Linked DNA regions of Mus musculus: region 2 is linked to region 1. A link is a loop called in an ENCODE intact Hi-C map of the cell type or tissue named here. Cell type or tissue: gastrocnemius. All regions are shown on one strand. Each heading gives the region's core, and the rest is flanking DNA. Links, peaks and the distances in the headings are about the cores only. Region 1 holds the start of Ccl7 (chemokine (C-C motif) ligand 7). Region 2 overlaps Gm11419 (a long non-coding RNA gene).

The links. Peaks named below come from ENCODE experiments on the same cell type or tissue, not always from the same donor. Only the 100,000 strongest peaks of a DNase experiment are listed, where the experiment ranks them.
Region 2: a loop joins it to region 1, with 5 times the contacts of the local background. A loop is called at or near these places in 19 of 42 quality-filtered maps.

What each region holds. Positions count from the first base shown.
Region 1 is chr11:82,041,944-82,054,467 of GRCm38, reverse strand. It overlaps Ccl7 (chemokine (C-C motif) ligand 7), which reads right to left and starts at 8,756. Exons shown (of 3, transcript NM_013654.3): 1 at 8,609-8,756; 2 at 7,839-7,950; 3 at 6,943-7,483. The coding sequence starts at 8,684. The coding sequence ends at 7,378. In gastrocnemius, for the core only: a CTCF peak has its summit at 6,230 (motif pointing left); DNase peaks (open chromatin) are centred at 6,233 and 8,729; H3K27ac peaks cover 335 bases.
Region 2 is chr11:81,989,848-82,002,371 of GRCm38, reverse strand. Gm11419 (a long non-coding RNA gene) reads right to left here. Exons shown (of 6, transcript XR_003949730.1): 5 at 12,425-12,524; 6 at 6,592-7,468. Among named protein-coding and RNA genes, the nearest start is that of Gm31522, 9.0 kb to the right of the region's middle. In gastrocnemius, for the core only: no CTCF peak of the experiment used is centred there; a DNase peak (open chromatin) is centred at 6,000.

The DNA of each region.
Region 1 (12,524 bases), core at 1,759-9,758:
TGTCTGGGCAGATGGTTTTCTCTGCTTGCCTCCCAGACTTCCCACTACTTACAAGGAAGACAGCATACCCTAAAGATGTTTTTTAGAAATTCCCATGTTGCGCACTGGGGGAGTGGGGTGGGATCTAGAATTCCAGAAATTGTGGTAATGTAAGATATTTAGAACATTCCTGATGTCAGAGGTGCCTGGATGGCGTCATTAAGTGACTATGCACTTAACAGGAATATTGCTAGAGTTCCGTTGTGGGTATTGTAGAGTGGCTTACTTATCTTCTTTTCTCACTGAGCTCTGGATTTTGATAGCAATCCAGAAACCTCAATGGGAATAAATAAAATAAATACAGAGACTTCCAAGTTCACAGCTGTCCCATCTAACTTCCTGGCCTTTCCTGGCAAGTGTGAGAGTAAGAAGCGGGGCTCCCCTGGCCTTCCTTTTCTCTGCTTCCCAGCAGTCATCAGGAAAGACAGTCCACTCACCTGTGGACTGTGGACCTGTGGACCTGTGGACCTGTGGACGTTTCCGGTGAACAGTCGGGGAGGTGCTTCGTCAGAGAAGCACAGGCAGTGGGTCCCTCAGTAGGAAAACACAATCTTGGATTCTTCCGTGTTATTCTGAGGAATGCTGAGATCAGAGCAGGGAAGGGTCACTGGAATTGGGGCTCTTGGCTTTGATTTTTTTCTCAATTGCGGACCATGTCTACTGTGTAGAAGTCATGGGGCCGGGTTGCAGCTCAGCAGTAGAATGCTTGTTTAGCACACGCAGGGCCACGGACTTAATCTGAAACAAACAAAAGAAAGCAAGATCCTAGTCTGTCCCATGAGAGCCTTGAAAGAAACATAGACGTGTATTTTGTTTTATTCCTTTCTTTAAAAGAAAACAAAAAAGAGAGAGAATTGAGAGCTGGGACCAGAGATGAAAACTCCAAGGTTCTGCTATGCACTTCAGGGGTAGATGGCTCTACTGCCGCTCCTATGATTCCTTTCCTATATCATGAATCCTCTACTGTACTTGCCTTTGTGTACTGGTTAGTTTTACTGTCAACTTGGTAGAAGCTAGAGCCACCAGGGAAGAGGGAATCCCAACTGAAAAATTGTCTTTATAAGATGGGCCATGTCTATGAGGAATTGTCTTGAGTGGTGATCAGCATAGGAGAGTTCTGCCCACATTGCGTGGTACGCTGCCTGTGTAACGGGTCCTGACCTGGGTAAGAAAGATAGCGAAATGAACAATAGAATCAGTAACCAGAATTCCTTCATGTTTTCTGCTTCAGGTCCTGCTTGAGTTTCTACTCTGAATTCCCTCAATGATGAGTTGTGACCCTGAAGTATAAGCCTATTTAAACATTCCCTTTTTTAAGGTTTTTATTTATTTGTTTGTTTGTTTTGTTTCTGTTTTTTGTTTTTGTTTTGGCATGGTGTTTATGAGAAAACAACAGAACCAAAGAAGGACCTCTGTTCTCAAGGGTCTCTAGGGAACAGAAAGCTGTTACAACACTAACATGTAAAGTCTTAAATGACCCAGGTAGCAGGTCTTCTAGTTAAGATCACCTTTAAAAGAGGAAATTAGAGATGTAGAGAAATCAAATTATCTTCCTCTTCTGTAAAATCATTTATGAAAGGGGGGCCCTTTTCCAAGTGTTCCCAGACTCCTCAGGGTATTTTTTTTGTTTACTTGTTTGCTTGTTTTTGGTGTGTGTGTGTGTGTGTGTGTGTGTGTACTGTATGCACCTATGGGAATACAAAGGTCAAAGATCGTGTCAAGTGATGTCATTCTCCTATTTTTTTGAGGCAGAGTCTCTCCTTGAACACGAAGTCCATGTTTTCTCTGCTGTGATTTCCCAATTCTCCTGTCTCTGCACCCCATCATGAAGCTGGGGGTACAGACATTGATGCCTGACTAGTTATTCTGGTGTTGGGGCCCAAACCCTGTCCTCATGATTGCACGAATGATCTTATCCATTTAGCCATCTCCCTGGCCCCAAATGTCTTTATTTGAAGTGCTCCCATTGTTTCATTATTTCACATATCCCTTTAAAGGCTATCAACTCTCCTCTTACACAAAGGTGAGACACTGAGGTGCAAAGCAGCTAGATCCCTGGACCCACTGGTCACGGCAATAATAGTCAGTCCTTCAGTACCAATGCCAGCACAATCTCAACAATGCATTCTTGTGGTTGCATTGCAGTCAGATAATGCTCAATCAACTTACTTTCTGAAAAACAGTGAGTGCTTCAGCGACTTAGGATGGATAAAAGCCACAGCAGCCACCTGGTATGGATAGCCTCTACATTTACTGAGACAAGAGTTTACAGAATCAGACATGGATGCAGTTTGTAGCACTTCAGCCTGCATACCATTGACCTTGACTCCACGTGTAACTCTGGTATGTCTCTAGTCTAAGGAAGTAAGAGTGTTGTGCCCCAAGTTCACAGAAAACCCAGAGGATCCCAAGAATTGCTAAGTCTGCTGCAACTGGCAAAAGAAATCTTTTATGTAAGTTGCGAGTTCAAACTTGGTTCGTCCCCCTAGCACTCACTGCGTGAATGCTGTCAAGTGACCCCGAGTCCAGAAAACATTGGGCTTATATACAGTATAGTTAGAAATAATGTGAATATTTACAGAAAAGGGGAGTAGAGGGTGGAATAGTACTGAAGCTGGAGGGGGGTTAATGGGCCTCTGTTCAAGGAATAATTTTATGGTCAGTTGTAACTGTGTCTGTGACCTGACCTTGGTTTACCTTTTTTCCCCCCATGGTCTCCCTTGGGCTTGTTATTTTTCTAAGGTCTCAAAGACAGGCACCTGCAGTTTTGCTGCTTATCAGCAGGAGTGTTGGTTTTTTTGAGACAGAGGTGGTGTCATTCTAACACTAGGGGAGGTGGAGGGAGCCCTGAGCTGCAGGAGGATGCAGCACAGAAACCAGCTGTCTGCATATCATGATTGCCTGGGGGCGGGGAGAGGATGGAAGCCTCTGGCGGGGGAGCATAGGGGCAAACTGTCTGTACAACACTGAAGTCTCTCTAGTATCAGTAATTCAGGGATTACAACAAAAGGAGTACATGAATGTCTGTTGAGAAGTAAATCTTTATCAGTCTGCCCTTCCCTCCTGTCTCATAGACAGATCATAGCTGTAGTAGGCATTTTTTTTTCTCATTGATGAGACAAAGTACTTGATAAAAACAAAAGAAAGGAGGGATTTATTTTGGATCATAGTGTGAGGGTCCAAACCATCCTGGTGGCTAAGCCATGGTGGAAGGGATGTGTGGCAATTAATCACACTGTATCTGTGGTCAGTAAGTAGAGAGAGATGAATACTGGTGCGCAATTGCATTTTTCCTTTATTCAGTCCAGAACCCCAGCCCATGGAACTGTACCTCACATATTTAGGGTGAGCCTTCCTATATCCTCAGTTGACCTAATCTAGAAGTTTCCTCACAGACACCTGCAGAAGTTTGTCTCCTAAGTGGATCTAGACCCTGTCAAGCTGACAGTTAATATCAACCATTACTACAATAGTAATGAGATGGCCCAGTTCCGATGGCAACATAGGATAGTCTTGAATGTGTCTTGGTGATGGTTGATTCTCTCTCTCAGAAGATTTGGATCTAACTGGATCTACCTTGTACAGTGCCCTGTATGACAAAAAGACAAGTCATGTATACACAGTATGTCATGTCAGGTTTAGAAGGAAAGCATAGATGTATCCAGCTCTCTCATCAGCAGAGCTCAGCAGCAATCCCATAGCCCTCCAAGGCTTGGCTCTCCCCTCTGGGAATGCTCTTCCATTTTCTTGATCTTTGTTTCTGGTAGCCCTCATGAGATCTTTCATTTTCTTTCCTTCTCCTTAGCCATTTCTGAATAGAGTGTTGAAGAAAACCTCTGCTTAAGCCCCCGAAGAATCAGCCCACACCCTCCTTATCAAATCCTGTACTTCAGGTCTTTCCTCTTAAAAAGAAATTCTAAGTCCATGTATCTTCACTCGGGCAATGGCAGCATCTATGCCTCACTCTCCCTGTTGGAATCTTTCTTGCTGGAGTTTTCATCTCTGTGTTTTGTTTATAAGTGTCTAAGCAATGGTGATGTTGGTGTGAGAGCTATCCATAGTCTAGAAATCTCTCTTTGCAGAGGCTCAGGGAGATTAGGCAGAGTCTAATTTTTGAGTCCCATTACCCTTAAGATCATCACAATAGGAGTGAAACTTGAAGTACGGAGTGTTTTTAGGGACTTGGCTTGAATGTGGCTTACAGCATTGGTTTCTCACTCTATTGGTTAGGATTCATTCACAAGGCCCTCAGACAAATAAATGCTATCTATCCTGGGGGTTCTCTAAAGACTTGAGGAGCATATTAATTTTGAATTGACTGTGTCTTTTAGTGGGTCTGGGATCACTAATTGTTTTATTGATAATTTCATAGATTTTTGTCAATAACTTTGGGGGTTTTTCCTTTTGGCATTGAGCCAATGTCTCATCACCCACTTTTTAGTGAGACATTTGCTTGCATAGCAAAGCAACATTTCTATCTTATTTTTCTCTGTCACTTTATCCAACTAAGAGGCTTTTCCATGAGAGAAAGACAGAGAGAGAGAAAGAGAGAGAAACAGACAGACAGACACACACACACACACATACACACACACACAGAGAGAGAGAGAGACAGAGAGACATACAGAGAGAGAGACAGAGACAGAGAGAGTTGTACCAACACACAGATTGTATTTCCTGCAGTATAAATCTTGAATTTGTGGATTTTATTCGTATGTTAAAGGACATCCAGTTCTTTCCTAAACTGTTTTCCTTACAGTGATAACTTGACAGATGCAGACAGAAGCAACCAGCACACCATCAATGCACATTTTTGTAAAGTTTCCCTTTGGAGCGAAGATTTCTGTAGACAGGACCTGACAGCTTTGGTGCTTTGGAACATGGGCCTCCATCTTTCCAACCTCAGGCACCAGCTCGTTCCATCTGCTGTCAGAAGTCTGCTGAATGTTACTTGTTGCAGTTTTATATTTAATTTATTTTACTGTGGGAGGGACAGGGTTTTGCCCTCCCACAGTAAAATATGTATCCCAATGCTATGTAACTCACTGTGTAGCCCAAATGGCCATGAACTTATAGCGATCCTGCATCAGTTTCCTAAATGCTGGAGTATAGCTGTGCATCATCACGATGCACTCCTTTGGGTTTTAATGGGGGCACAGGATCATCACAGTTGTCTGTGTGTTAATCAAGCAAATGACACCCTTTAGGTCTAATCCAGAGATCACAGAAGAAGTCCTGTAATATAGAAAGAAAAAAAATATGAGGAACCCTTAAAGTTTTTCTTAGCAATAATCCCCAGACCTGAAGGGTAACTCCTTAAAGGGCAAAAGGGACATTTTTGCCACCCTACACTCCCAACAAATTTGGTGGCAATAGTTGGGCATCTTTGATGGATATGCTCCCAGATGTAAAATGTGTTCATTTTGTTTTTACTTTTAGTGTCTACATGAGGCTGGTGCCTGCATGGCTCTACTATACCCTCTCACTTAAAGAAACATGTCTGTCAGGTTAGTGACTACTTAAGACAGCTAGTGCTATAACTCATACATTAGTGGTATAACCCATCTAGTCTTTGAATTCCACAGACCACTGATGCTGAGCTAGGGATCACCCTCTGTTTCTGGTCATAATTTTGGATTTCTCTTTAATTATTCTTGCCAAAGGGCCCTGGACATAGATGAAGACAAACAAGATTTAAATTCTTTAAAATGGGGAACTAGGCTGGTAGTGCATCTCACTAGTTGAGTAGAGTGCTTGCCTAGCATGCACTAAGACTTAAATTTGGTCCCCAGTTCTTCAAAAATTGTGTATAGGGGCACGCACCTGTTCCCTCACTCTGGAGATAGAGGCTGAAGGATGAAAATTCAAGATCATTCTTTGCATATTGAATTATAGGACAACATGGGCACTTGGTTTAAAAAAAGACTAGAAAGAAAAAAAGCAAGGAGACCAACAGTGTAAGAAAGAAATGCAAAGAGAAAGAAGAAGAAGAAAAGGAAGAGGAGGAGTTTCTTTGGCCTTGGGCACAGGGAGCTCCTCCTCTCTGAACTGTAATAAAGTCACTGATTCTCTGCTTAACATTGACCTGTATAACCTGTATTCTTTTCTATCTGACGCTACTTTCATGGCTCTAAGATGAAGCATGTGACAGGAAGAGGATAGTTTGGGTGATGCTAGTCTGCCTCCTGGTGGCTGTTTTGGAAAATCTGCTTGTTGCGGAGATGAGGCCTGACACCCCGGAGGCTGCATGAAAGGCAGGAAGCTCTGTTAGATCTGGCTGGAGCATCAGTGCGTGGTCACTGGTGTACTGTTTGTTTGCCACTACGGTGTCCACTCTCTTCTGACACCTTATGTTTCAACCTGAGGCTTTAATGGAGGCTCAGCTGGAAGATCCAGGGATCTCTTAGAATCTTGTGCTGGGGCCATGATCTTCACCTTCCTGCCCTTTCTGATTAACAGAGATGGAACTGTTTGAACACTCATGTGGCTGCCAGATGTGGAAGGGAATTTGCCAGGTCACATTGGCCTGGCATCTCCATTATCAAAGCCAGAGATGTATTTTAATATTCTGGACTGGAGGGACTTGGGGGTCTGTGAGGAGACCAGACAAATAGGAATCTGGTGCAATCAGAGATTGTGTGAAAAGCCACGGCTTTGGAAACCAAAACAGTGCCTGGTAAAGTGGCTAAAGCTGGTGTCAGCTTGTCAGAGACAAAACTGTAGACCTGGCTTTTTCTAGCTTCAGCCTGTCTGTCTTTGACAACTAAGCTCAGTCTAAGCTAATACCCAGGGTTACCATGTCTGGCCCCCTCCCCTCCCTCTGTACCCACACCCTACTTCTTGCCACCCTGTTCACCCCTCCAGCTTAGTTTGTTCCTTTAAAAGACAGCATCAGAGATTGAATTTTGTGCAAAAATACATTTTATATGAAACTTCAGTAGTCATACATTTAAAAACCACACAGTATCATAACATTATGATTTTATCCTAAAAGTTTTTAAATAAAATCTTTGCACTGATTCTTGCAAAGTCCCTTCATAATACAAGAACAAAGTAAAAATGGGGAAAGGGGGAGAATTCTGCAGCTAACACAACGTTAAAGTGACATGAGGTCTCCAGAGCTTTACATTCAAATCACACCAAAGTACATGGCTAATTAAATAAAAATATTAATAACTTAAAGACCATTCCTTAGGCGTGACCATTTCACATTCCTACAGACAGCTCCTATCCCTTAGGACCGTGATCAACACATTTCATCAACAGTTCTCAGAAAGAACAGCGGTGAGGAATTTTGCTTCTTGGCTCCTAGGTTGGTTTCTGTTCAGGCACATTTCTTCAAGGCTTTGGAGTTGGGGTTTTCATGTCTAAGTATGCTATAGCCTCCTCGACCCACTTCTGATGGGCTTCAGCGCAGACTTCCATGCCCTTCTTTGTCTTGAAGCTGAAGAAAGAGGGCTCAGTTAGAGAGTATGTAACTTATTCTGTGAATCCCTACCTGGCATTACCCCAAGTTGATGACATGACCCAGGAATGGATGAGGAAGAAGGTAAGATAAAGGACAGGCCTGATGGGAAGGTGCAGTTCTCATTGGTCAAGGAAAAGACCCCTTGGCTTTTAGAGGGAGAGGGAAGTTCTGAACTGGTGGCTCGGAAGAGAGTGGTGGGCTTCAGTTTTCCCATTGAAAGTTATGTGAGTTTGTGTTAGAGATACAGTCTCTACCCATTGAGCATATAATCCTATGTACTGCTTCAGGGGTGACAGCACTGAGGGGGTGAAGGCAAGGGTTGTGTACTTACATAACAGCTTCCCAGGGACACCGACTACTGGTGATCCTTCTGTAGCTCTTGAGATTCCTCTTGGGGATCTTTTGTTTCTTGACATAGCAGCATGTGGATGCATTGGGCCCATCTACAATGAAAGAACAAGAAAAGGTTCTTTGTGGTAGGTTGTGGGTCTTTTGTTGATGCTTAAAGAATTGCCCACCCTAGTTTAATGTCTCTCCTCTCCTTTTTATTATGTTCCCCAATTCTTTCTCACTTGAATGGGTTGGGTTATATGCCAGTCAATAGAGTCAAAAAGAGCTGATGACAATAATGGGTGTCACTAGAAAGCATTATTATAATGCCACAGTTCTTTAGAATAAGGAGACACTGGTTATGAGTCTCCTTTTAGGATAAAAGAAATAGTGTTTAGTTGTGACACAGCCTCTACATAACCACTGTCTCTGGAAATTGGGCTGGATAAAGCACCCACCAGACATTGGGCCTCTTCTCCCTCCCTCTTTTACCTGAGAACCATCCCAGGCTCCTATTTGATGACCTAGGACCCCATCACCACAGAAGGCAAGAACTATCTTGTTTCCACAAATGAGTCCTAAGGGAATCAGGTTCAAGTTCTAGAATTATCATTGGACTATAAGTATCTTCTTGTCCTTCTTTTAATTGTCCTACTTTGGCAAAGCCAGCAAATGTGAGACTATGGGTAAACCTTGTTCTGTAATTTTCTATGAAATGTCCCAGAGAAGGGACAGCATGCTCTGGGAAACAGGAGGCAGGGTGAGTCTCACCTGGTTGGGCCCACACTTGGATGCTGAAAGCAGCGGCTATGAGCAGCAGGCACAGAAGCGTGGCAGAGATCCTCATGGTGGAGAAAGAGAGTGAGAGAGCTGGCTTCAGTGAGAGCTGGCAGACTCTGTGCTGGCCTTGCTTCTCTGCTCTTCTGGCAGCTCTGCCTCCTCTTTTATAGGCAGCCGATAGGGAGGGATCTTCTTTTGGAATGAATCACAGGAGAGTGTAATGTGAGGCTGGCCTATTTCCATTTAACACCAGGAATGGAAAATGAGGTGGTGACTCTGTCCAGATAAAACACTGTACTGTGAACTCTGGCTATTCCAACCAGCTCAGCTACTATTGGAAAGAAAAGCTTTTTTTTTTTTTTTTTTTTTTTTTTTTTTTTGTAGAATGAGGAAGGAAGCAGAGATGGCAGAGTCAAGGGATTCCTATTTCCCCCTTCGAGCAACATCCCAAGGAGCTTGGAGTCTAGAAACAGGCACTAAAATTTTGACTGAATTTAAAAATGCACTTGAAGATGAAAAGTCCTGCTAACTTTTCAAACCACAGAGGAAAAGATGTTTGCAAACAGACAAACAAAAATCATAAAACATTTCCAAACCCTGTGTCTAATATAATTTTTAATTACTAAAAACAAAACAGCTCTTTATTTGGGAAAGTTGACTGGCATCAGCTGGCCAGTACTTGGTTGTAGGTAGACGGCTGAAGTTGAGGGCCATCCCAAAGCATTCTTTCCAAGTCTAGTGTCTGGAAGAACTTTAATAGCTATAGTTTGGGCCGGATGTGGCTTGTTTCCTCTCCCTCTTTCTCTGCATTCCACTGCGAAGGCCATACCATATATTTCACATGATGCCTTAAAGTGTCCAGGCACATAGGCAAAACCTCTTAGCAAGTGAGTGTAAAGTAACCCGCAGACATGTTTTTAAACCACTGTACAGGTCTGTAACTTGGTACCAGAGAGAGTATTAGGCAAGGGCAGGGGCCCAACTTCTGTTCCCAGAAATATTGTCCAGAAGGATTCAGATCTTGGAATCTTGTCGTTTTCCAAATATCTGATTAACTATGAAAATATCTTTTCCAAGTAAAAGAACGTAGAGAAGTCAAACTGAATGTAGTGTCATATCTTTAGTGTCAGGTCTCAGCATGTGAGAGGCTAGGGCAGGAGGAGTGTGCTCTTGGAGCTAATCTACATTCCATGGTGAAACATGTCAAAAACTCCAGAGTCTGGGGATAATAGAACACACTATGTTTGAGCAACTGCCCAGGCTTTGTGACAAAGACGGAAACTTAGACTCTAATCAGCCAACACTGTGACAATCCAACTTTTGAACTGAGAAAACACAGTCACAGGTTACATCACTGACAAATGGTTGGGAATTATGATCTAGATAATATAAAGAATGCCCACAACTCAGTAGCAAAAACAAAACCAAACAACTGAATTGAAAGTGCACAGAGTATCAATAGACGTTTCTAAAGGATGATAGACAAGAAACATTAAAAAGACATTCCACATTGCCAGTCTTTGGAAGCTTGTGTGAGGTGCTGAATTCAATGTCAAGTCCCTATATGTAAATAAATAAGAATGAAAGGGAAAATTCAAATCAAAACCATCATGAGATCTCATTACTTTGCCCCATTATACTTACTTACATCAAAATATCAAAATAAAGACTGGTGATTATAAGCTCAGTACTAGAGTTTTTGTCTAGCACATACATAGCTCTGCGTTCCAATCTTAGCACTATAAAATAAAATAGCAGACAAAGGTGGAAATAGGAACTTATTTAGTGAGTAGGTATTTTGGCTTTTACAAGGTGAAAAAATGGCCTAGAGGTCTGTTGTTCAATGATGTTAGGTATGTCAACATTAGTTCCATAACTATGCTTAAATATGGAAAAGATGGTGAATTCTGTGGTTTATGGTTTTGCCACCATCTTAAAAATTTAAAAGAGAATGAAGTCTTTAAAAAGTGACTTTTATAGTTCTCAGTAAAAACTGGTGATTGTTCCTGAAAAATGACTCATTGGTCTGTTCCCGACTCTCTGTGTGCATTGGGGACTGGGAACAGACACACTACATACTTACTGGGAAAGCAAACCTGGGAGAAACTCAAGCAGCGCGGCTGTGGAGAGGGCTCGGTTGGTAGAACACTTGTCATGTAAGCACGGGGACCTCAGTGTGATCCCCTGAACCCAAATAAAGTTGAGCAAAGGGGTACAAACCTATAATTCCAGTGTTGGGGAAGGGACAGGAAGATCTCTGGGGCCCCTTGCCAGTCAGCCTGATCCACTGAGTGAGTTCTGGGTTCAGTGAGAGATCTTGTTTCAAAGAAAATCTGGACAGTGCCTGAAGAACAATATCTGGACTTCTGGCCTCCGTGCAGATGTGCCCATGAAACCCAGCAATGAGAGGTGGTGCTCGGTGGCTTTGTGCTTCTCATGTTCTCAGGATGAGCATCCTTGACCATGGCTTCAATCTATGGGCTTCTTATGCCCATTTCCACCTGTTGGCTATACTGGCATTGGAGCTGGGTGGGCATGCCTGTCTTTAGTAGTTATCACAGCTGGTACAGACCTTGGGCTTCTGATTATTTTGGCAACAAGATTTTTTCAAAAAAAAAAAAACCTGACTGTTACTGTACTGGGCTACTGGTACAGGCACACCACATCTCCCTGTGTGCTTTTCTGGCTGTTTTCCTTGCTTCATCCATACCTGATCCACAACTCTTTTAAGCCAAAACTCCCAGGCTTAAATGAGAGCTCCACATTTCTAACCAATTCCTTTCTTTAAACCACTTTATCCACCTGGAAGCCTCTGCAGATGATTTAGTGTTTGAAACCTTTTTTTAAAAAAAATCCATCCCTATGCTTTTATAGTCAAATGGTTTTCAGTAGAATTTTGGAGGGCATGCACTCCAGAAAAGATAGTCTTCAACAAATGGTGCTGGGAAAGCCAGAGATCTGCCTTCAAAAGAATAAAGGTAGACCCCAGCTTTCACAGTAAACAAAAATCAACTCAAATGGGTTAAAGATATGAAATGTAAGACCTGAAGTCATGAAGTGACTAGAAGGAAACATACAGGAGATCCTTTGTGATGTGGGCATAGGCACGAAGTTTATGGAGAAGAGCCCAAAAGCATAGGCTACAAAAGGAAGAATTAGCCAATCATATTTTATCACCACAAAAATGTATAAACAGTATATCTAAAAAGCCACTTCCTAAATGAAGGCATCGATAAATAAAAGAATTCTCAACTTTACTGTCCATGAGGTATAATGATTAGTGTTGATTGCCAACTTAACAGAATCCATAACTACCTGGGAGGAGGGCCTGTGTGTGCCTGTGTGTGTGTGCCTGTGGGAATTATCATGACAGTGTTAGATTAGTTGAAATGGAAAGACTTGCCCACTGTGGGTGGCACCATTCCCTGGCTGCTATCTTGGACTATGCGAGTAGAGAAAGGGAGATGATCAGCAGTCTTCCTTTATCACTCTCTGCTTTTCTGCTTTGGATGGGACATGATAAACTGCTTCAAGTTCTTGCTTTCATGGTTTCCCTGCCATGATGAAACTAAGAAGAAACTCTTTCACTTAGAGTAAGAGTATTTGTTTTCATAGCAACGTGAAAAGAAATGAATACATCAGGGAAAGGCAAGTCAAAACCACAGTGAAACCTTCCTCCGGTCAGAAGGGCTATTGCTTAAAAAAATGTCAAAAATTAAATAATACTGGTAAAGATGTGGAGGAAAAAGGGGCCCCTTGAAACTGTTAATGGAAATGTAAATTAGTGCAGTCATTGTCAGGAACAGTATGGTAGTTCCTCAAAATATTAAAAACTAGAATTGGCAATCTTGCAACCCTGCTCCTGGGCATGTAGCCAACGGAGTAAGAATCTGTATGCCGAGAGATA
Region 2 (12,524 bases), core at 2,436-10,435, 53 kb after region 1:
GAATAACAATAGGTCCCACAAGTGTGAGAAATCATTTGTCTGAGCTGGTTTATTTCAGCTAATATGACATTCTCTAATTCCACCCATTTTTCCTACAGTGCTGTCACTTTGTTGCTGTTTACTGCTAAAACTCCATTGTGCGTAGGAGCAGTGTTTATCCATTCATCTCTCCAGGGCATCTGGGCTGACTCATGCCTTGCCTGTTGTGAGCAGTGGACAAGCAGTGTCCTGACACTTCTGCTTATCACTGTGCAGGAGATTTTTATCAAAGCCAAGGAGAATACACACCAGATCCCTAGACTGAAAAGAATTGCAGTATATTTGTAGGCAACACAATCTTATATAAAGAAATGTGACGGCTCACACATGTAATCCCAAACCTTGAGAGGTTAAAGCAGGAGGACTGCCATGAACTTGAGGCCAGCCTGGGATACCCTGTGAAACATTATTTAAACAACAATGAAAATCCTAAGGAGTCTCCATAAAACTTCCAGCAAGGCTCATGGCTGAACTCAGCAAGGCTGTGGGGTTTGTAAGCTCGGTGAGTTATATTTCTATACACTGGCAACTTAAAGTGAGATAAGAAAATACTTTTGTTTGTGACAGCACCCCAAAATACTTTGGGGCAAACTGATTCAACATAGCAAAGGTTCGAAAACACCAAAAGGAGCTAAAAGAGGAAAATGCCCTTACAGTAAAGTGCAAGATGCTGTTGAAACTCCAGAAAGGGTGAGTCTGGAGGGGCCTGAAGCTGGAGGGGATTTCTAAGCCCTAGGAAAGAGAGAGTGATGTGCAAGGCTGTGGAATTTCTGTTACTCTAGATCGATAGTGGTGGTGGCTGCCTAACTCTGTGTTATGTGATGTGTGTGCTAATGTTACCACCTTGCTCAGAATCAAAGAAGAAAGGCGGCTGATTAAACTGTGACTGCTACTCCGCACACCTATGACACACACAAGGTCTGGTGGCTTTCTTTCCTTCTGTTCCTTAAAGGGTCATTCTGGCCTCCTTGTCTCTAAGAGACTCTGCTGGGAACATCATCTTGGTAGACTGAGAAGTGAAGTGGAGCAAGCCCCAGGCTCATTGTGTGGAGTAAGGTCTAGGATGCTGGACCTGGAAGTTATGTATTCACCTGGGGATTTTGTCCATCTGTCAGCTAGCGAATGTGAGGACACGGACGAAGGGAGAAGGTGAGATGACAGCCAGTTTCCCCAGTAAGCCTCCCTGGATAGATGTTCTTATCTCTCTATTGATTTCCTTCATCCTGCACCCAGAGATGGTCTATGATGTGACCAGACCAGAGGCAGACCCACAAGCCTGCTTGAGCCAAGCATCCTTAGCTGATGTCCCTGGGTGTCAGTCCCCTTCTGCCTTCCTGTTTTTCTAGCTTCCCTCCCCCATCCATGTCCCAAAGTCTGTGGCCAGGTTTTGGAGGATTCTGGGAGTGTCATTGAGGTCTGTATGGTGGGAAACACGTGTGAAGTTCTCGGAAGGAAAAAGAACATGAGCTGCATTCAGACCTGCCTGCAGTCTACGTCTCTTGGGCTGCAGGGGCAGCTGGGATTGATTGCAGGGGCTCCCGTGGCCCAGCAATTTCAGATCTTAAGACATCAAGAGGAAGGGAGGGGCTAGAAAAGAAAAGCTCCCTTCTGGACTTAATAAAATAGAAGGGTGATTTCTGTACCCAGACATTCCACTCACCGTGGAAGTATTTTCAGTTTCCATTACTAGGAACAGTCCAAGGAGGGGGAAATGAGAGGGAAGAGTGGTGCAGGAGAGGTATAACTCTAAGGAGGACTCTTGGACAAGATGGAGGGCTGAGGCAGGAGAGGACTCTAGAGGAAACTAGTATTCACTATCAAGTTGGCTCTCTCCTTGCATGGGGACTTTTCAATGCAAGTGAGGTGGCTAAGCCTCAGGCTGGCTATGTGCATTCTAGAGTCCTGGGGTGTAGAAGTAACCATAGGTGCAAGAGGAAGCTCACAGCAGCATTTCAGGAGGGAGAAGTGGAAAAGAGACCAGGAGCATAGACCTCCCTGGGAATCCTTGGGCATCCCAGAGAGCCAGGTGGACTATCCTGTGGCTGTGTGGTTACTGGGGCAAGAGCTATGGGAGATAGTAATAGAGAGAAGAAAGCCCAGTGGCTAGTGGGTGCTAACTTCCAGGCAGTAGTGGATACTGGGTCATTCTTAAAGGCACTCAGAAGCTACCTGGGGGATAATTTTAATAAATGAGATGAGTGGTGAGGGTTTGTGCCAAGCACTCAAAGCCAAAAGCTGGCTAAGTGTGGGGAGGTTGGTTAAGGATGGGGATTAGAGGAAGATCTTATTATCATTAAGGCACTGAGTTCAGAATTATGGTGCTGGGTATCAGAGATTGTTGAAGGCTCAATATCAGGCCCTAGACTATAGGTCCAAAAAAAAAAAAAAAAAAAAAAAAAAAGGCTAGACTTATAATCAGAATTGGGAAGTTGGAGGCCAGGTTCAATACCAAGACAGGAGCTACAAAGTGTTTAAGTGGTCAGAGGAAAAATTCAGTGGTGTGGAGAGCAGAGGTGGGCCTAGGGTTGACCTGGAATGACCTTGAGTTGGAGGCTGGGAGCTCACACCCATCCCTGAAAGAAGCTGCCCTCTCTGCCCACTGCCTGCAGAGCCGCTCCTCACAGTTACTGTGCCTGTCAGGCCCAGATATCAGCATGGGGGAGGAATGGAACATCTGTAGGGACATGCAAGGCTGGCACGAAGCCGCAGAGACCCAGCCTGAGAGCTATGGCTCTCAATGCCCGAGATAGGAAGTTAGCCAGACTGGAGCACAAGCCAACAGCAGAAAGGGCACAGCTGGTCTCCACTGGGTGCTAATTCACCTTGTCTTCCTTTCTCCAGTCACATTCTCACCTGTGAAGGAGGAGGGAGAGGGGAAGGAGCCCTCCCCTCACATACTCATTCCCAGAAGCTGGAGTCCTCCTGCAAGGTGCCCCCACATGCCTATCAGCTCCAGCTGAGTGACTGCCATGTCTCAGTAGAAACAGAACAAGCGACCTGACATGGGAACTGGTGGTTCAGATGCCAAGACTCCAAGGGAGTACAGGAGACTAAGTCCTCCCTCTGCAGTGGAAATGGAGAGAAATGAGTGTTAGAGCAGCCACTGAGACTGGGGACCACTTGTTACTGCAGCAGAAGCTAGCCTGTCCTGACGTGTATACCATGCCAGTGTCTCCCCTCATCACACTGTGACTGAGGAGTCTCACTGGCCCATGGTCCCTTTTCCCTTCTATGTGATCCCAGCACACGGACCAGTGCCTCAGCTCCTGAGCTTTTTGGAGACGGTTTCTGTGTGTTCATCACAGCCATGCTGAGCTAGCTAGGTTGGCTTCCCAGCAAACCCAGGGATCCGCCTGTCTCTGCTTCCTCAGGACTGGGATTAAATGGCTGCAGGGTTTTATGTGGACTCTTAGAATCAAGTTCTGATCTCCATACTTGTCTGGCAAGCAACTTACTGACTGAGTCATCTCCCCAGACCGCGCAACAACTTTCAATTATAAGCTCTCCTGTCTTAGAGTCCACAGATAGTCTTGTCTTCTGGAAACCTGAAAGCTTGAGAATACAGAAAACTACCCTCTCTCTGTTCTCTCTCTCTCTCTCTCTCTCTCTCTCTCTCTCTCTCTCTCTCTCTTTCTGTGTGTGTGTGTGTGTGTGTTTTCTCTATGCATGTGTTTAATGGGTGTGTGTGTGTGTGTACATGCTTGACAATTTTCCCTCAATTCTCATGACATACAGTGCTGCTTTGCCCCTGGTTCCAATTCCATGTCTCTCCCATGGGACTCCATTGTTCTCCCTTCCCCCTTTCCTTCTGCCGTGGTTCTAACACCCCCACCAGCTCGGGCTGCCTCTAAAGGATGCCTGGCCTCAGCCACCATCAGGCCACTGCTGCCTGAGACAGGGCAGGATCCTGCTTGTCTTCAGGGGAAAACCTTTAGCGCCTACCCTGGCCATGCAAACTTGGGGACTGGATCTGTAGTCCATACCTCCAGCCACACCCACAGAGCTGGAGGGAAGCACGTAGATAAACGTGCTTCCTTCCCACCTCTCTCCTGAGCCTTCTCAGGCATCCCTCCCAAACTCCCTCCTTTCCAGGTGACAGATGAATCAGGTTCTTGGCCACGCTGGTGGATTCCTCCGAGGTCCCCTACCTCCAAGATTCTTATCACCTTTAACATCCCAGCCACCAAGAATCCTTTCCTGTCATTTCCAAACCTGAAAGTCAGACTGCCACTCAGTTCTCCACACTGCTGCAGTTCTGGGAATGATGTTCCACTCTCTGGGTTAGAGAGAGACTGGGTTCTCCCAGTCCTCCATGTTCTCACTGACCTCAGGCTGAATATCTCTTATGTTTAGTCAACCTAGGTTCTGCTATGGCCATGATACAAAGGTCGTATATAGTGTTATTGATCGTATATAGTGTTATTGATCCCAGAAAGCTTTTGCCCTGAGGCAGTGTAACTCCTATCTCTTTTGGTCTGAGTCCAGGGACCTTAACATCCTCAACTGACACTCCTACAGACCATCTTGGAGGTGGTCCTTGCACAGACCTTCCAGGGCCTAAGAGAAAGTAAGATGCTGTCACAGACTACCCGTGTAGCTTCCTTTACAGGGAGACCTGCTGGCAACCCAGGTGCCTACCTCTCCACCCCAACAGGGGCCATTCATCCTTCTCCTTCACACCAGCTTGCAACAATCTTTCCCAGAGATGGCTCCCATGGACTCTCAGATTCTTCCCTCCCTCGAGTGGCTTGGAGCCACCAGGAGCCACCTGCTTATAAAATTAGTGGGGCCTGAGAATCTCATAATATGCTCCAATTCACTGGGGCCCAACTCAAACCATCTCTCTAGGACCCCCTCCTTCCAGCCTGGCCACCTCCTTATTCTCACAGAAGCACCCCACTCATGCCAAGGCTGTACCCCAATCTCTCTCCGCGTTTCAAGCCATACTTTCTTCCAAGGCACAGAGAGAGCCCCTTCCCCAACTTCAGGAAGTCCTTGCTGACCCGGGCAGAAATTCTGTGCCAGTCATATGGTGCTTAGTCACCCAAGGCTGCCCTCTGTGGCTTTCTTTTCATTTGGCTTTACAAAGCCACTCGCCTCCACTTTGAGGGCATGTGCTTCTGCAATTAAAGTCTGGCATTTAGGAGATACTCAGCAAGGGCTGCCTGGTCACACAAGTGGAGAGTTACGGGTGTTAGAAGCCTTGGGAGTATCTGATGGATTTTTTTGGAGTTTTTGAAACCCCTGGGAGTCCCAAGGGGCAAGGAGAAAAAGGAGGACATTATTTGGTACCATGGGAGTAGGCATGGGGCTAGAAGTACTGTCTGACACTTCTTCTACAGTCCTAACCCCTACCATCTCACAAACCCCCAATAAGCTCCCTATATCTGTTCAGAGGTTGAATTCCAAGATTGGAAGCCAGACCCTGATTCCAGCAGTGGCTCCAGCTCTGCCAACAGTGGGCTCTTTGCAGGTTTGTTAGCTTCCCACCCAGCTTCCCTACCTTTAAAGCGCATTACAGTCTCTGCCTCGTCTAGTCAGGAAGAGTTAACAAGCAAAAAGCAGGTGAAGTAGAAACTGTTTCCACTCACACCCTGGCACACTACACTCAGGGCATTTGGGGCTTCAGGTCTGGGCAGCATTATAGCGGAAAGATTGGATTTAAACCGTGTCTCTATTACTTAGAGCTCAGCGATGGGAAGCGTGTCCTCCTCAGAGCCTGCTTGTTTAACTTGATGAGAAATCATGCCCATGATGTGGGGTTAAGAGGTAATGAGATACGGCTTATTAAACCTGGAGAGCGGTGCTTGTTGTGTACGGAGGACTTGGGTGAATTCCCATCCTCTTTCATTTAAGTCTCCCTTTTCTGCCAGGCAGGTGTCTGGGCTGACAACAGCCACAACTGGAGGAAAGAGGCAAGGGAAGGCTCTGTGGAGTCTGGGAGCAGAAGTTGGTGGGGCCTTGCTGCCCCCTGGTGGCCTGGATAGGCATGACAGCTCTGTGTGCTCTCCGGTGCCACCTTATGGTAGAAGAGATTAGTTACAGAAGAGCTTTCTAGAGATCTCAAGGAGGAAGAATTCACATTTGGCTGGTCTTGCTTCTTTTTTATTACACATAATACCTTGATTACTCTTCTTTTGCACATCTCTTTAAAATATCTGATTCTTTCCCTAAAAATAAATCATAAAAGTGGAGTTTCCTAGCTTCTCTCTCTCTCTCTCCCTCCTTCCCTCCCTCCCTCCCCCCACCCCCGTGCGCATGCGTACATGCATGTGTATATACTAACATCTCTCAGAAATAAAGTACCAGTTAATATCCCCATCATTTTATCTCATCTTCACCAACATTGAATGGTGTCTTAGTTTCGTTTTCTACTGCAGTGGTAAAGAATCCTGACCAAAAGACAATAGAGAAGAAGAGTTTATTGGCCAATGATTCCAAGTTACAGCTCACAATTGCAGAGAAATTAAGGCAGGAACTTAGGCATGACATCCACAGGCCAAAAAAAAAAAAAAAAAACCAAAAAAAAAAAAAAAAAAACAGAGAGCCAAGTATGCCCTTCATGTCTGCTTGCTAGGTTACTCACAGGCTGCTAGCTTTCTTCATCCTTACACAGTTCATGTCTCAGCCCATGAAATAATGCCACCCACAACAGGCTGAGTCTTCCTACATCACTTAGCAATCAAATAAGTCCCCCCCCACAGGGATGCCCAGTGGCCATTGTGATTTAGATAGTTCCTCAATTAAGATGTTTCTCAGGTGCTTCTAGTTTTGTCAAATTGAGTGTGTGCATTGTTGAATATAACCTTTCAGTGTTCCTGTCCCTTGCCATATAATATTCTGCTCTGAGAGTGTACTATGGTTTCCTTCCTCATGTTACTGTTGATCTGTGTCTACATTGCTTCCGAGTTTGGAGCTGTTATAAATAATGCTGCCACAAATATTTTTGTTCCATATAAGAACATGTTCATGCAAGTCACGAGTGACCAAATGTCAGCATATTGTCTAGTCTGTTCCTAGAAGTAGGATTGGTACACAGTATTGTATGGAAAAGTAGTCTTCTAGTAGATACTGCTAAATAGGTTCCCAGAGCAGTTGTGTCGATTTACAATGCCCCCAGCAGCACCAGGTACATGCACTCTTGCCAACGCTTATTATTTTCTGTCATATCTACTTTGCCGTCCTTATGTGAGTAAAGTTTGGATTTTCTTTTCCATGTCTCCTAAGACAGAATACATCTTTATAGTTTTATTAGTCATTTCTGTGTCCTATTGGGGTGGTCTTTCTTCACACTGCTATTAAGGCATATCTCTGTATTTTCAGTTGTTAATTCTGTATCAGCAGAGAGCCACGTGCTGGCAGGATTTTGGTATCACGATTTCCAAGCCTCATCACTGGCTTTTCTATTCGTAAATGCTGCCTTCAGGACCTGCCAAAAACATGAAGGGCAGAGAGCACTCATTGGTTATAATAAAAAGCTGACAGCCAATAGCTGGGGCAGAAAGTATGGAGGGTGGAGCTTCCAGGCAGGGAGAGAGAGAGAGAGAGAGAGAGAGAGAGAGAGAGAGAGAGAGAGAGAAATACAAGTAGAGGCAGGAGAATTTGAAACAGACGTGGAAGGGAAGAGAAGGGAGCACAGGAGAGCAGGAAGGTAAAGAGCTAGCTATGTGGTGGGGCCCAGGCTGGGAAGTCAGGTGAAGTTAGAAGCTAGCAGAAGTCTGTCCCAGATAAAGGACAACAGCTATAAATGTTATAGAAGCCTCGTGTCCTATTTTTATAGCAAGTGGGTCTGTGAAAGCCTCACAATAGTGTTCCTTCTGGTTGGTTGTATGTTTTAATCGCCTGATTTTGAAAGAGTCTTGTCATGTCAGGGGGGTTGTGTTTACATACACATCAGTCGCAGATCACGACTTGTGTTTGTTGCTTTTCACTCTTACATGGCTGTGGTGGTTTGAATATGCTTGGCCCATGGGGAGTGGCACAATTAGGAGGTGTGGCCTTATTGGAGGAGATGTGTCCTTGTTAGAGGAAGTATGTCATTGGGTAGGCGGGCTCTGTTAGAGGAAGTATGTCACTGGGTAGGTGGGCTCTGAGGGCTCCTATGCTCAAGCTCCTTCCAGTGGGGAAGACGGTCTTCTCCTAGCTATCTTTGAATCAAGATGTAGAATTCTCTGCTCCTCCAGCACCATGTCTGCCTGCACACTGTCCTGCTTCCCACCATGATGGTCATGAACTGAACTTCTGAAACTGTAAGCCAGCCCCAATGAAATGTTTCCCTTCATAAGAGTTGCCTTGATCATGGGGTCTCTTCACAGCAATAAAATCCTAACAAAGACAATGGCCTTGACCACATCCCTGGAATTTTGATGTCATCTGATGCATGCATTTTCTCTCATTATTCACATTTTTTGTAACCTGGTTAAGAATTCTGACTCTTTGGCAAACATATTTTCTTAGATGATACAAATCTAATCGTCGCATTTACCTATGCTCCATCTGCCATTGGCTTTTGTGTGTCATGCGTAGAAGAGGGGAAATGTGTTTTTACCAATATGGATGCACAACGACCAAGAACTAATTATTGACAGGACTGGCTTCCCTCTGTGGCATTGTAGAGGCATGCTACACCAAGGAATGCTATACAGCAATAAGCACAGATGATTTTAAACTGTATTCAGTAATAAGGATGATCCTCCCAACTGTGCAGCTAACATGGGAGGAGGCATTGCAAATGTGACTGCAGGTGATTTTTTACATCATAAGCAGACATAAGTGCATTTAGAGGACAACTGCTGGAATATTTGTTCTGTCCCATTACTCATTTTATTCTCCTACAGATGCCACCATATCTTAGTCACTAAAACTTTGAAACAGACCTTTACATCAGACAGTCTTAGGTCCTCAGTTTGGCTCTGCTCTCCAGTCGCTTCTGTGGCTTTCAGCCATCCTCAATTCCCTCTAAGTTTTAGCTTTGGATAATCAACTATTATACAAGCCCCAGCTGGGGTTTGATTGCGAAAGCTCTTGTCTGGTTTTGGTCTCTCAAATTAATTTCATTCTGTCAGGATTAAAACACATCCCCTTGGAGATTTGACTTAGCTTTTATTAATCCTATAATTTTATTGGTGGCATGTTGAATCCTTTATATTATTATTTCATGTCTGTGAATATTGACTTGCATGTCAGACTATCATCAGCTTTCAGAGAAGCTCCACGCCCCTATAACCTTTCATTTTCTGCGGGGTGTTCTCGATGCTCGAGGCAGATAGTACTAATATCTGTTTCTTAAATATATCTCGCAGATTCTTGCCAAACAACTTTGTGTCTTCTTTCCTCCACTAGTCTCAACTTCGTTACTTCCCCCAGCAAGGCTCCTGACAGAGTATATACACAGGCAAGACTGATCCACACCTCATCGGCAAGGGATTGACTCTCTTCTTGTATCCCGAGAACCCTTCTGTCTGCTTAAAGCACCTAATGATGCAAACCCAACAGCTTTAGACACTTGTGCCCTCACCATGGCAAAAGCCACTTAAGGGGGAAGGGTTTGGTTTGCTTATAGCTCTAGGGAACATATCGCCTGGGGAAGGCAGTGGGACATCATGTTTTACCGACAACCAGGTAGCCAAGGGAGATGACCGCTTGCTTCCCCTGGCTCACTTCCCAGTGCAGTCCACAGTCAGGGTGGGTCTTCCCACCTTAATCAGCCAAATCTAGAAACTCCCTCACAAACAGATGCAGAATCTTGGCAATTCTAGACCCTGTCAATTTGACAATTGACATCATCCTAGCTATCTAAAGTATATTTTCTTTGTGCAGAAGCTTTAGAACTATAGCAATGACAGGTTCCAGCTGAGTCGTCACAGTGAAGTTGATAGAGTCTAACGAAAAACAAACAAACAAACAAACCAAGAACAATGACAGCAACAGCAATACAAACAGCTGGACTGAGTTTTAACATATAGCTAAGAGTTCCCCATTCTCCAGGCAGTGGAGCCCAGCAGTTGGTGGTAGAGCTAAGGGAACATTCTGGGGGAGAAGAAAACATAACAGGAGAGCAGGGGAGCTCAGATGGGCTTGAGTGTGTGAGTAGCCTGTGAGGCTGAGGGGTGAGGGTATCATTAGACACAGGTGACACTGTCTAAGTTAGACTAGACTGTGGGTGGCTTTCGGGTGCACTTTATTGTTTAGAATAGTTGTTATATGAGTCTGTTTGACCCACTTTGTCCTTAAAAGATGTTATCTACGTTGTGGTTCAAAATCCCTCCAAACTCACATTGAAATTAAATTGTCATTGGAGAAGTATGAAGTGGTGAGACTATCAAGGTGACTAGGTTATGAGGGTATTGCCTCCTGATTCCAAGAAGGAGTAGGTTGCTGGTAGGTGCAAGTCCACCTGTCTCCATCTTGTTTATATTTCTGTCTGGAGGCCTTCTGCAGGTGTCACACTGGCTGCAACTACAAGCCAAAACTTTTATTGTTTATAAAGTATGCACCTTGTGGTATTCTGTTATAGCAACTGAAAATGGACTGAACCACTCTGATGATACCAAAGAAGAGACTGGTCCAGTTGAGATACCATAAGAGCCAGGGCAGAGAGCACTGGTAACAGAAATGGAAATTCTAAGTTATCTGAGAGGCGGTATGCTGCATTCATGAGAATTCATCACTGGGAAGGTATAATGGGTGTCTGAGTGTTGGTTATGGAGTGTCATGGGTCCACTCTCCCAACTGTCCGCTTTGGGTCCCTGGGATGATCAGCTCAACCATTCTGTGAACATCCCAAGATGAAGCTTTGATTGGCAGTTTGAGGGAAAAGCATTACACAATGCTGCTTTCTTCTCTTCTACAGTATAGCTGGGTACGGCCGTGTGGTTCATTTTGCAGGGTTTGGAGTTTCTTTTGTTCCCTGTCTGTATGTGTATTTACTGCTGCTCCTCTGGGACAAAAGAAGACAGCTTATTTCAGAAAATCAAACCTGAACCCAAACTGTTCCCTCCAAGTCCCTGCTCTGAAATTAGATCGTTTTGTCAGACTGGATTGGGAAGGAATCTTGAATCATTTAGTACAAACTGAGATGAGGAGGCTGAGTCTAAGCCGGGAGGAATTATCTGTTGGTTGTCTGTGGTATCATGGGCTCTAGCTGGGAAATGTGCAAATGGGAGCTGAGCAGATGAGGGCCAGCCACCAGGCAGGGCTGAGATCTGATGCTTGCTGGTACAGAGCCTGGGAATGCTCAGGTGTTTCCAAGTGCAAGTGTTCTCAAGTACAAAGATGGCTGTGAGAATTAGATGAACAAGAAAACAGGTAGGGATGCCGCATCTGCATGCTCATTGGGTGCTGGTGACAATGGAGATAAAGAGGCTGTTGACAGTGCTGCTGCTGCTGACAATGGTGGTAATGATGCTGATGCCACATGACTGTAACTACAGCCTTGGGACATGTGAATGCAGAAGAATGGACCCTTGAAGGTCCCTGGCCAGCCAGCCTAATGAATGAAAGAGCTCCAGGCTCAGAGAGAGAGCCTATCTTAAAAATTAAGATGGAGAGCAATAGGAGAAGATTCCTGAAGTTGACTGTTAGCATCCACATGCATGCATACACACACATAGGTGCACATGCACATACACATAGATGTACATACAAACACACACATAGGTTTACATACACACACACACACACACAGGTGAGCATGAACCTGGATGTACATATTCAAGGACCACACACACACACATAACCTATATGTGTGTGCATGTACCTATATGTGTGTGCATGTGCACCTATGTGTGTGTGCATATGCAGCTACATGCGTGTGCATGTGTGTGCATAGTTATGACTTCATTTTGTCCTTATTAGACTGTTCTAACTTCTGCAAATACCCATCGATTTACATGTAGAATAGAGAAGCTGTCTCTATCATGAATTACTTTGTAAATAAAATAAAATAAAAAAAGATATTTTGTAAATAAATAACTACATGTGAATAATATATGTAGTTAAAGTATGTAGCAAAATGTTTGGCTTAGGGACCAGGGCACAGTCAACTTTCTCTCTCTGAATTCAAACCTCCCTCCTCCTCTTCCCTTTCCCTTTTCAGCCTCCTCTTCTTTCTTCTCCATTAGCAATCTCAGTTTATTTAAAGTTTATTTTAATTCTTAGTGCATCTTTAGCCTCACAGGGAAACTGGCAAAAGGTGTAGTGTTTCCCAGTATGCCCCTTCCCCTATGCCACTTCCCTTCCCCTGCCCCTGACACCAGCCAGGGCTTTGTCACATCGCTGTCACCCACAGTGCACTGTGTGGTTGGGGCTCTCTCTTGCCTTCTCCAGTTTACACAAGTGTCTGTGATATAGCCTCCATAGGACCATACTGAGAACTTTGACTGACCTAAAACTCACGTTTTCATCCAATCCCTGGCAATTACTCATCTTCTTGCTGTCTACATAGTTTTCCTTTTCCCAAAATTTCAGAGAGTTGAGATGATGCA